Regions from separate parts of the Homo sapiens genome. Here region 1 is linked to region 2. The links are chromatin contacts, found by Hi-C in ENCODE. All regions are on one chromosome and are shown on one strand. Each heading gives the region's core, a stretch centred on a gene start or an enhancer-like site at or near the end of the contact. The rest is flanking DNA. Distances are from core to core; before and after follow the strand shown. Region 1 has its middle 21 kb from the start of ARL11. Region 2 overlaps CAB39L (calcium binding protein 39 like).

Region 1 (5,227 bases), core at 1,021-3,520, 190 kb after region 2:
GCTCTAAAACTTGCCTCAGTCTCTCCCTCTGCCTTATGCCCCTCAGTCAAGTTCTTTCTTCTGAGGTGGCAAGAATTGAGGCTGCTGCAGACCTGTACAGATTCACTGCTGCTAACACTTTCACATTCCACTGATCAGGACTCAGTTGCATGGCCACAGCTAACTTAAGTGAAGATGGAAAATGTGGTTTAACTGTTTGCTCAGGAAGAAAAAGAAACAGTTTAGTAAACAGTTGGCCAGTCTCTGCCATACATACGTTTTTCCCATTTAATCCTAACAACCCTATAAGATATGTGCAGTAACTTATCCCACTTTATGGATGAGGAAATTGAAATCTTTTTTACGTGTACAAATTTATGGGGTACATGTGAAATTTAGTTACATGTATATAATGTGGACTAATCAAGTCTCGTTTTTTTTGTTTTGCATTTTTTTTTGTTTGTTTTTTCTTTTTTTTGAGACAGGGTCTTGCTCATGGCTCATTGCAGCCTTGACCTCCCAGGCTTCAGCAATCCTCCTATCTCAGCTTCCCTGGTAGCTAGGACTATAAGTGCATGCCACTGTGCCTGGCTAATTTTTTTATTTTTTGTAAAGACGGAGTTTCACCATGTTGCATAGGCTGGTCTCTAACTCCTAAACTCAAACCATCTGCCCACCTGGGTCTCCCAAAGTGCTGAGATTACAGGTGTGAGCCACCATGCCTGGAAAGAAACTGAAATTTTGATAGGCTGAGTACCATACCTAATACCTCACAGTTAATAAATGGCAGAACTCAAACTCAAACCTAGGCAGTCCAACTCCAGAAACCATATTCTTTAAAAAGCTACTGTAACATGACTGATATTCCTTTTACTGAAGAAGAATATTTAAGCCTTTTTTAATTGTAAGAGGGGTATGATAATTATGGAACTTTAAGTAAATACAAACCCATCATTTTGGAGAAGATGATACTGAGATTTAGAGGCGGAATGTTCTACTGAAGGTTAAATCATTGCTGCCTATGTACCATACGATGTAAAGTAACATTTTTTTAAAGAGAATGCAATCTTGGCCGAGCGCAGTGGGCCTGTAATCCCAGCACTTTGAGAGGCCGAGGTGGGCGGACCACTTGAGGTCAGGAGTTCAAGACCAGCCTGGCCAATATGGTGAAACCCCGTCTCTACTAAAAATACAAAAATTAGGCCAGGCACGGTGGCTCACACCTGTAATCCCAGCACTTTGGAAGGTCAAGGCGGGTGGATCACCTGAGGTCAGGAGTTCAAGACCAGCCTGGCCAACATGGAGAAACCCCGTCTCTACTAAAAATACAAAAAAAAAATTAGCCAGGTGTGGTGGCACATGCCTGTAATCCCGGCTACTTGGGAGGCTGAGGCAGGAGAATCACTTGAACCTGGGAGGCGGAGGTTGCAGTGAGCCAAGATCATGCCATTGCACTCCAGCCTGGGCAACAAGAGTGAAACTCCGTCTCAAAAAAAAAAATTAGCCAGGCATGGTGGTGGGCGCCTGTAATCCCAGCTATTCGGGAGGCTGAGACAGGAAAATCACTTGAAACCAGGAGGTAGAGGCTTCAGTGAGCCAAGATCACACCACTGCACTCCAGCCTGGGGGACAGAGCAAGACTCTGTCTCAAAAATAAAAATAAAAATAAAAAAAAGAAAATACAATCTTCACAACTTAATAACTTATGTTATTCTTTCTAAAAATTAATTTCCTAAACCATGTAGTTTAATGTGATTTAATGTAGTTAAATACTAGCATTAAAACTTGTTTCTTGAAGGGCGCAGTGGCTCACACCTGTAATCCCAGCATTTTGGGAGGCTGAGGAGGGCAGATCGCCTGAAGTCAGGAGTTCGAGACCAGCCTGGCTAACATGGCGAAAACCCATCTTTAGTTAAAATACAAAAATTAGCTGGGTTTGGTGGTGCATGCCTGTAATCCCAGCTGCTCGGGAGGCTGAGGCACAAGAATTGCTTGAGCCCGGGAGATGGAGGTTGTAGTGAGCCGATATCGCACCACTGCACTCCAGCCTGGGCTACAGAGACTCTGTCAAAAAAAAAAGAAAAGAAAAGAAAAGCAGAAACTTGTTTCTTGATGAAGTTTGTTTTCCTGGGATCACACACAGATCTCCCACGGTGGTCCTTCTTGTTCTTTCTCCTTCTGCAAAGACCCTGGAAACCGCTTGTTGAAGATGGCGGGGCCACAGAATGAAAGGAGCCTTGGTCCCTGAGTCACGGCTTGGAGGAAAGCTTTATGGCGTTTAGGAACACTATTGTTTGTTGGTCCTGAAGAGGAAGTACTTCACAGAGCAAGCCTGCCACCATGTGGCGCGGGCCCAAACCTAGCATCAGTTAAAGGTTCATTCTCATTTACTTGGTTGCCTCTGGTTCACTTACTAACCAATCTAGATTTAATGCTGTCTAATAAGAAATTAATACCCAGGTGTATTCTATAGGTTTAAGTAGTTTTTAATTTCAAGATACATTTCTTCAATTCTGAAATTATTGCAATATTTCCAAACTGGCTACAGGAGTGACCACAACATTTATAATATGATCCAGGCACATTCACAAGAGGACTACTTCAGTGCATCACAAACATGGAAACAAACTCAGCAATTTGTAGGATTTATCTCAGTTCACTCAAAAGTTGGTCAATGAGCCAGATTAGAAGGCAGAATTCCGGCCAGGTGTGGTGGGTCATGCCTGTAATCACAGTGCTTTGGGAAGCTGAGGTGGGAGGATTGCTTGAGCCCAGGAATTTGAGACCAGCCTGGGCAACAGGGTGAGACCTTGTCGCTATAAAAAATAAAAAAATAAGAGGCAGAATTCCTTGGAATGGAAACAGGTAGTGTGAAGGACTGCCAAAAATGGATGAAAAACCCTCATGGAAGGAGAGTCAGAACTTAACAGTTTCCTAGAGTTTTAACACCGTATAAGCTCACTATGTTCTAGCATGCCAGGCTGACGTTTCCCAGAACTCTCTCTACATTTATCAAGACAGGAATGACATCGGAAGTTGTTTGCAAGACTATAGGTCTAGCAGGTGGCTAAGAGGAAGTCTGGTATTGCTGCTGCGTCTATTTTTATGTATTTATTCATTTATTTTTTAAGACGAAGTCTCACTCTGTTGCCCAGCCAGGAGTGCAGTGGTGCAATCTCAGCTCACTGCAACCTCCACCTCCTGGGTTCAAGCAATTCTCCCACCTCAGCCTCCTGACCACCTCCCAGGTTCAAGCAATTCTCCTGCCTCACCCTCCCGAGTAGCTGAGATTACAGGTGCGTGCCACCACACCTGGCTAATTTTGTATTTTTAATAGAGGGGTTTTACCATGTTGGCCAGGTTGGTGTCGAACTCTTGGCCTCAAGAGATCTGCCCACCTCAGCCTCCCAAAGAGCTGGGATTACAGGCATAAGCCACTGTGCCTGGCCTTGGTATAGCTGCTGCTTCTAACACTTGCTTCTAATGATTGGTGGGTGGAGGCAGCAGTACTCACATTCTGATACAGTTATTAAATGTTCCTTTTTTTCTTTGGTCCTATTACTACTTCTTTCTTTTTCTACCACTGCAAACTCTGAAATATCTATTACACATAAAATGTCAACTATAACTCACCTGATTTCACTGTAGAAAGCAATTAAAAGGGAAAAATTGTATTTACTTGAGGGTGAAAAAAAAAACCCACATCATCCTTTTCTTTATGTTCCTTTTTTACACTGATATATAAACTTGTTATTTCCACCTAACTAAATTGATTCATTTAATCCAGTGACTGTGGTTAAATTGAAAAAAGGTTTGAAAAGAGGGGGTGTCTATGGAAACCCAAACTTCTTCACACTCCAGCTTTTTCACTACCTTCTCACCTCCCCAGCTTCCACATTTTCGCAAGCATGGGTATATATGTCCCAAGGCTGTGGTTCCCAGGGGCCAAAAGTATATGAATAAGCCTATATTATGTAAACCTTTCATCTTTTAGGACATGCTGTGCCTTCCATTTAGAGCATTTATCATCTCCATTCTGATCACCATGTAACCAGATATGATGGGCCCAGTGATAGCTTCCCTAGAAGCCTCATCACTCCTTGTTCTAGAAAGGTCAGGTGCAGATGGCCTGACTCAGCCCAGCTCTAGAGACTGGGACACATCTCTGGTTCTTGTTCATTCTTCTCTTTGGCCTATGTGTTACAAATCAGCCTTCCTTATCATTGAAGTAGTATGTATGGGCTTAGGAAAGAGATCACTTCCTTTTTCTTAAAGAGCTCACCATATGGTCTAATCTAAACTAGCTCAGCAGGATTCTATAGTGGGATCTGAGGTTTTAGTGAAATTAAATGTGCTATTTAGATGAATATTGTCTAGATTCCCTATTTAAAGGAAAAATGGTTCCTTTCCATATAAAATAAATGTATTGTTTCTGTAAGAAATTTCTTACATTCTTTTCTCTAATCATCTCTTTGCAATATGTGATGGATATTGCTTTTTTTTTTTTAAGAGGCAAGGTCTTGCTCGCATGATCATAGCTCATGGTGGCCTCTACCTCCTGGGTTCAAGTGATCCTCCCACCTCAGCCTAGCTGAGACTACAGCCTACCTGGGACTACAGGTGTGTGCCACCATGCCTGACTAAAAAAAAAATTGTTTTTGTAGAGACAGGATCTCACTATGTTGCCCAGGCTGGTCTCAAACTCCTGGCTTCAAGCAATTCTCCTGTCTTGGCTTCCCAGAGTGCTGGGATTACAGGTGTGAGTCACTGTGCCTGGCCAAGTTATTGCTAAATATTAACTGAATTACAATTGATAAAAAATAATATCCCACTTATGTTCTAAAATATTCCAGACTAAAATATAACATCCTTAAATATTATTTGCTATTGTATACTAACCTTTACCTATGTAGCCAGATTTCACAAATCTTACAATATAAATTTTCCCCAAGTCTTCTCCATGAATTATATTCCTTTGTATATGAGGAAAAACAAATGGCAACTGCTGTTTCTTTGTATGTGCTCATAATTGAATTTAAGGGGTCCTCAAACTTATAAAGGATATCTGTCAAGAACCTAGAGAAAATATTACATTTAATGGTAAAACATTAGAAACATCACCACTGAAGTGATGTATGGATTTTTACAAAATATGGTCACAAATTCTTTGGCACCCCACCCATTGAGAGGTGGCATCTTTGTACCCTCCCTTTGAATTCGGATAGACTTAACGATTTGCTTGCAAACA
Region 2 (4,919 bases), core at 2,099-4,598:
CTCACTGTTCATGGATGGGGAGGTGCAACTAAACTGGGTTGTAGTGAGGACAGAACATGTCACTCTGTTACTGGCTTTAGAAAAAGTAGAGCCAGTGGCCTATGATTCCAAATAGAAGAACTATTGCCCTTCTACAGAATGTGCTTTCAAACCTTGCCCCTGACCCACAACAAAAAATACGGCTAACACAAAAACCCCAGTAACAAGCTAACATGTGTGCAAGTAAAGCAAAAGTTTCACAAAACAACTGCTCTTACCACATCTGATGCAGTCTGATATTGTCTATGCTATTCAATTTAATATTTTTAAACTGTGGATTACAGCTCAGCAAACTGATTTTATGACCTACTAGTGAGTGGAAAGCCACAGTTTGAACAATGCTGACAAGGAGACAGTGCTTTCTTCCCCTGGACCTGTAGGCACTATGTAACGGAGTATCTAGTCATGAAGAAAACTGGCTCTGGAGCCTCCTACCTGACTTCACGTACTGCCTCTGCAACTTACAAGGTGCCTGGACAAATTACTTAACCTCTCTGGGCCCCTATTTCCTCATATGTAAAATGGAAATAACATACCTATGTCATAGGATTATTATAAGGATTAAATGAATTAATGTATAAAGTACTCAGAATAGTGCCTGGTACACAGTGAGCACTGTATAAATATTAGCTAAGATTATTATTATTAATGTGCCTACTGAGGAGGAAAAACACACACTGAGAATTAGGTAAGATGTAAGAGAAGGTCAAGAGGTCCTACGTATCCTGATGCTCTTGTTAGAAGCAGAAAAAGAAAACTGATAATCTCAAAATCTTCTACATAGAACCAAGCAAATGTTAGTCTATAGTAATTTGGTGTTTCTCTTTGATGCCTAAATAGATATTTGAATTAGATCTCACAGTTTATGTTGGCATCTAAAATCTCACTGGCTCTTATCTGAACCCAATCCACTCCTGATTAAGATAATGGTTGGATAGTAATCCATTCCTGATTAGTGTTGAATAGTTAATTTTGAGATAGTGGGCACTTTATATTCCAATTTTTAAAATAGCCTTATTGAGATATCATTTACATACCACAAAATTTCATTATTTGAGTATACCAGCCAATGATTTTAGGGGATTGAGGAGAGTTGTGTAATCAACGCTGCAATTCAATTTCAGAACACTTCCTTTACTCCTATTTGTATCATCTGCCTACTTGCAGTCTGCCTATTTTAAATGAGGAAAACAATCATGCATTGCCAGGCCATCCAAAAACCCCAACTAATTCCCGCAAATATGACTAACATACCCAACTTAACTATTTAACACTACTGTACCAGATAGAAATTACATTTTCCTTCTACAGTGAAGCCAACATGTCCTGTAATGTAAATAAACAATAGAATAATATGTTAACGATATTAAAAATATTATCTAAATTGGACTCAGGCACCTGGCAGAAGCAAATAACAGAAGCAAATAACGGAAGCAAAAACCTTCAGGGAAAGGAAAGAGAAAATAACAATAAAATACACCTTTGGGAGCTTAAGAGGATGGGGATATTCTATCAGGGGAAGACTGAAATAAAACTGTAATAGCCTCTTATGTTTTCCCCAAGAAGTTTTCAGCAGTGCTTACAGGCAGAATTCTTATCCCATGTTTTCAATCCAGAAATTAAAATCTGAGTTAAAAAAAACCCTGCAAGTCATTATGCTAAATATTCAGAAAGTGAGAATACCCACTAGGGATGGCTATAATGAAAAAGACATACTAAGCACTGGCAAAAATGTAGAGAAACTGGAACTCTCAAACATTGCTGGTAAAAATGTAAAATGGAGCAGCTGCTTTAGAAGCAGGTCAATAGTTCCTCAGAAATTAAACACAGCCACCGTATGACCCAGCAATCCCACTCCTAGGTTTATATCCAAGAGAAATGAAAACATACACCCATACAAAAACTTATACATGAATGTTCAAAGCAGCATTATCCATAATACCCCAAAAGTAGAAAAAAAAATGTCCATTAACTGCTGAATGGATAAATGTGGTACATTCATAAAATGGAACATTATTTGGCAAAAAAAGGAATGAAGTCCTGATACATAATACAATATGGGTGAAAACACTATGCTAAGAAGCCAGTCTCAAAAGGTCACATATTGTATGATTCCATTCATATAAAATGTCCAGAATAGGCAAATCCAGAGACATAAAATAGGTTCATAGTTGTCTAGAGTTAGGAGGGTTGAGAGGAAAGGGGAAGTGACTGCTAAGGGTTACAGAGCTGCTTTGCAGGAAGATGAAAGGGTTCTAAAATAATTGTGAGGATAGTTACACAACTCTGTGAACATACTAAAAACTACTGACTTGTACACTTCAATGGGTGTTCTAGAATTCTAGGATACATTAATTCTATCTCAATAAAGCAAACACATTTTGTTTATTTATTTTTTTGAGACACAGTCTCGCTCTTGTCACCCAGGCTAAAGTGCAGTGGCATGATCTCAACTCACTGCAACCTTCCCCTCCTAGGTTCAAGCGATTCTTCTGCCTCCTGAGTAGCTGGGATTACAGGCATGTGCAACCATGCCCGGCTAATTGTAGTTTTAGTACAGCCCGGGGTTTCACCATGTTGGCCAGGCTGGTCTCAAACTCCTGACCTCAAGTGATCTACTCACCTAGACCTCCTAAAGTGCTGGAATTACAGACATGAGCCACCACGCCCAGCCAAGCAAACATATTTTAAAAGCATCATTTTGCCATGTGCTTTTTACTCTTTCACCTCATGTATATTTGAAAAGAACCTTATGTTTTTAATTAATTTACATTTTATTCATCAAAATGTTTTGTTTTTTGAGATGGAGTCTCACTCTGTTGCCCATGCTGGGTGCAGTGGTGCGATCTCGGCTCACTGCCACCTCTCCCTCCCAGGTTCAAGTGATTCTCTTGCCTCATCTTCCTGAGTAGCTGTGATTACAGGTGCATGCCACCATGCCTGGCTAATTTTTGTATTTTTAGTAGAGACGCAGTTTCACCATGTTAGCCAGGCTGGTCTCGAACTCCTGACCTCAAGTGATCCACCCGCCTCGGCCTCCCAAAGTGCTGGGATTACAGGCGTGAACCACCCTTAGTCATCAAAATATTTTCAAAGAACTATTCGATAAATATCAAGTCTTTCAAAAGTTCTTCAAAAGCTTATTTTCCTCCTTTGAATCATAAAGTTCTATTCCACTAAAAAATATGAAATTCCAGCCTGAGCAACATGGCAAAACCCTGTCTCTCAAAAAAATACAAAAATTAGCCACATGTGGTGGCATATGCCTGTAGTCCCAGCTGCTCAGAGGACTGAGGTGGGCGGACTGCTTGAGCCCGGGAGGTCAAGGCTGCAGTGAGTCAAGATCATACCACTGCACTGCAGCCTGGGCAACAGAGAGAAAAGAAACCCTGTCTCAAAAAATAGGAAGAAGAAGAAATGAAATTCAAAATGTAAAATTTCCAGTGCTTGAATCACAGTTTTCAAATTCAGCTTCAGTACTGTCAATTGGCAAAACAACAACAACAAAAACCCCAAACTTTATTATTTTAATCTATTTGGTTCATATTTTGCAAGAGATGGTGGATCTAGAAAACTTTAACCGGGATTTTATGACCTTCCCCTCCCCACCCCGCCAAATCTGAACAAAGAGCTCAAACTACTTTTTTTCCTTCTTTTATTCCATATCATATAGAAGAATGCCACAGTTGCAAAAGAGCAAGCTATCTCTAAAATCCAGGGCCAAGATCAGCAATCCCAGTACTTAAGTCAAAAGAATCAATAAACAGTAAATAGGATTAATTAAATTCATTCTATGTTTCAATTTGTCCAGGTTTTAAACACATTATTCAATCACAGCCATCATAAAATAAGAAATATTATATTAAACGCATTAACTTTAGATTAGAGGATGACAAGTTTAAGGAAGTTGCAGACATCCATTTAGATATCTGTGAAAGGACAATTATTTTAATATTCTTTAATGTACAAGATTTTATTAATATTTCTACAGCACTGTCAAGAAAAAAAGGAGGCCCCAATGAACTGACAAGTAGGCTAACATATAGATTTGTCTTGCCATATTTCTCTATGTAAGTAAATTCAGTTCTGAAAAATAATGCATAAATATACTTTAATGATACAACTTCATTTATCCTCACCTTGTTGACTTTTTCATCTTATGTTCCCAAATCTACTCCTCTGCTGGGTTATTAGCATTTTGCAGTTATAGTTATATATTTTATCAATGTATTAGAGACAGCTAATTGCCTTCCAATATCTGTTCTCCACTTCTTCCCTAACAAAACGCTGTTTATTTCATCACTTTGCCAAACAGTATAAAAGCTCAATTTTCCAGGCTGTCGCCTCAGCTTCCCAAGTAGCTGGAATGTCAGCTAAAGGAGTCAGTGTGACTTAGTCCTGGACAATAAAATGCAAGTAGGGGCTTCTGGGTAGACATATTTTTCTTTATTCTTCTAAGTAAAACCAAAAGCCATGTACATTATGTTTATTATATAAAATGTGTTTGCTTTATTGAGATAGAATTAATGTATCCTAGAATTCTAGAACACCCATTATTCTAACTTTATTAGAAATGCTAAGCATCAGTATTACTGTTGGAATTACGAGAATTTGAAAGATAGCTGCATATAAGGTCAAGAATCAGTAAGTAGAACTACAAAGCAGAAAAAAAATTATTACATTTAATATAACAGTAAATTCTAAGGGACTTAGAAATAAATTTAGCAAGCGAAGAACACATCTGCATGAAGAAAAAAATAATAATCATATCTAAGGGCAAAGAATAAGATCTGAACTAGTGAGCAAAATATCTGTACATTATATTTCAACTAAAACCAAAAGGATTCTGAAAGGTGGAGAGACGACAAACTGGCTAGGGA

What was found. Hi-C counts contacts between places; a loop is a spot of excess contacts on that map. Pooled maps may share reads with other maps.
Region 1: a loop to region 2 is called in a map of OCI-LY7, with 11 times the contacts of the local background. The contact joins two enhancer-like sites. A Hi-C loop is called at or near these places in 23 of 168 maps with a recorded cell type or tissue (B cell, CD4-positive, alpha-beta T cell, CD4-positive, alpha-beta memory T cell and 13 more), 37 of 37 single-sample maps with no recorded cell type and 19 of 50 pooled maps.

Annotation. Positions count from the first base shown.
Region 1 is chr13:49,604,926-49,610,152 of GRCh38, forward strand. No RefSeq gene overlaps it. Among named protein-coding and RNA genes, the nearest start is that of ARL11, 21 kb to the right of the region's middle. RefSeq lists an enhancer at 1,961-2,180. Within about 2 kb of position 2,271, at least 4 of the 41 ENCODE cell types and tissues checked have a DNase peak (open chromatin) inside an H3K27ac peak, as active enhancers do; they include OCI-LY7, where a contact is called at or near this core.
Region 2 is chr13:49,416,148-49,421,066 of GRCh38, forward strand. All of the region lies in intron 3 of CAB39L (calcium binding protein 39 like), which reads right to left. Among named protein-coding and RNA genes, the nearest start is that of CAB39L, 25 kb to the right of the region's middle. Within about 2 kb of position 3,349, at least 2 of the 41 ENCODE cell types and tissues checked have a DNase peak (open chromatin) inside an H3K27ac peak, as active enhancers do; they include OCI-LY7, where a contact is called at or near this core.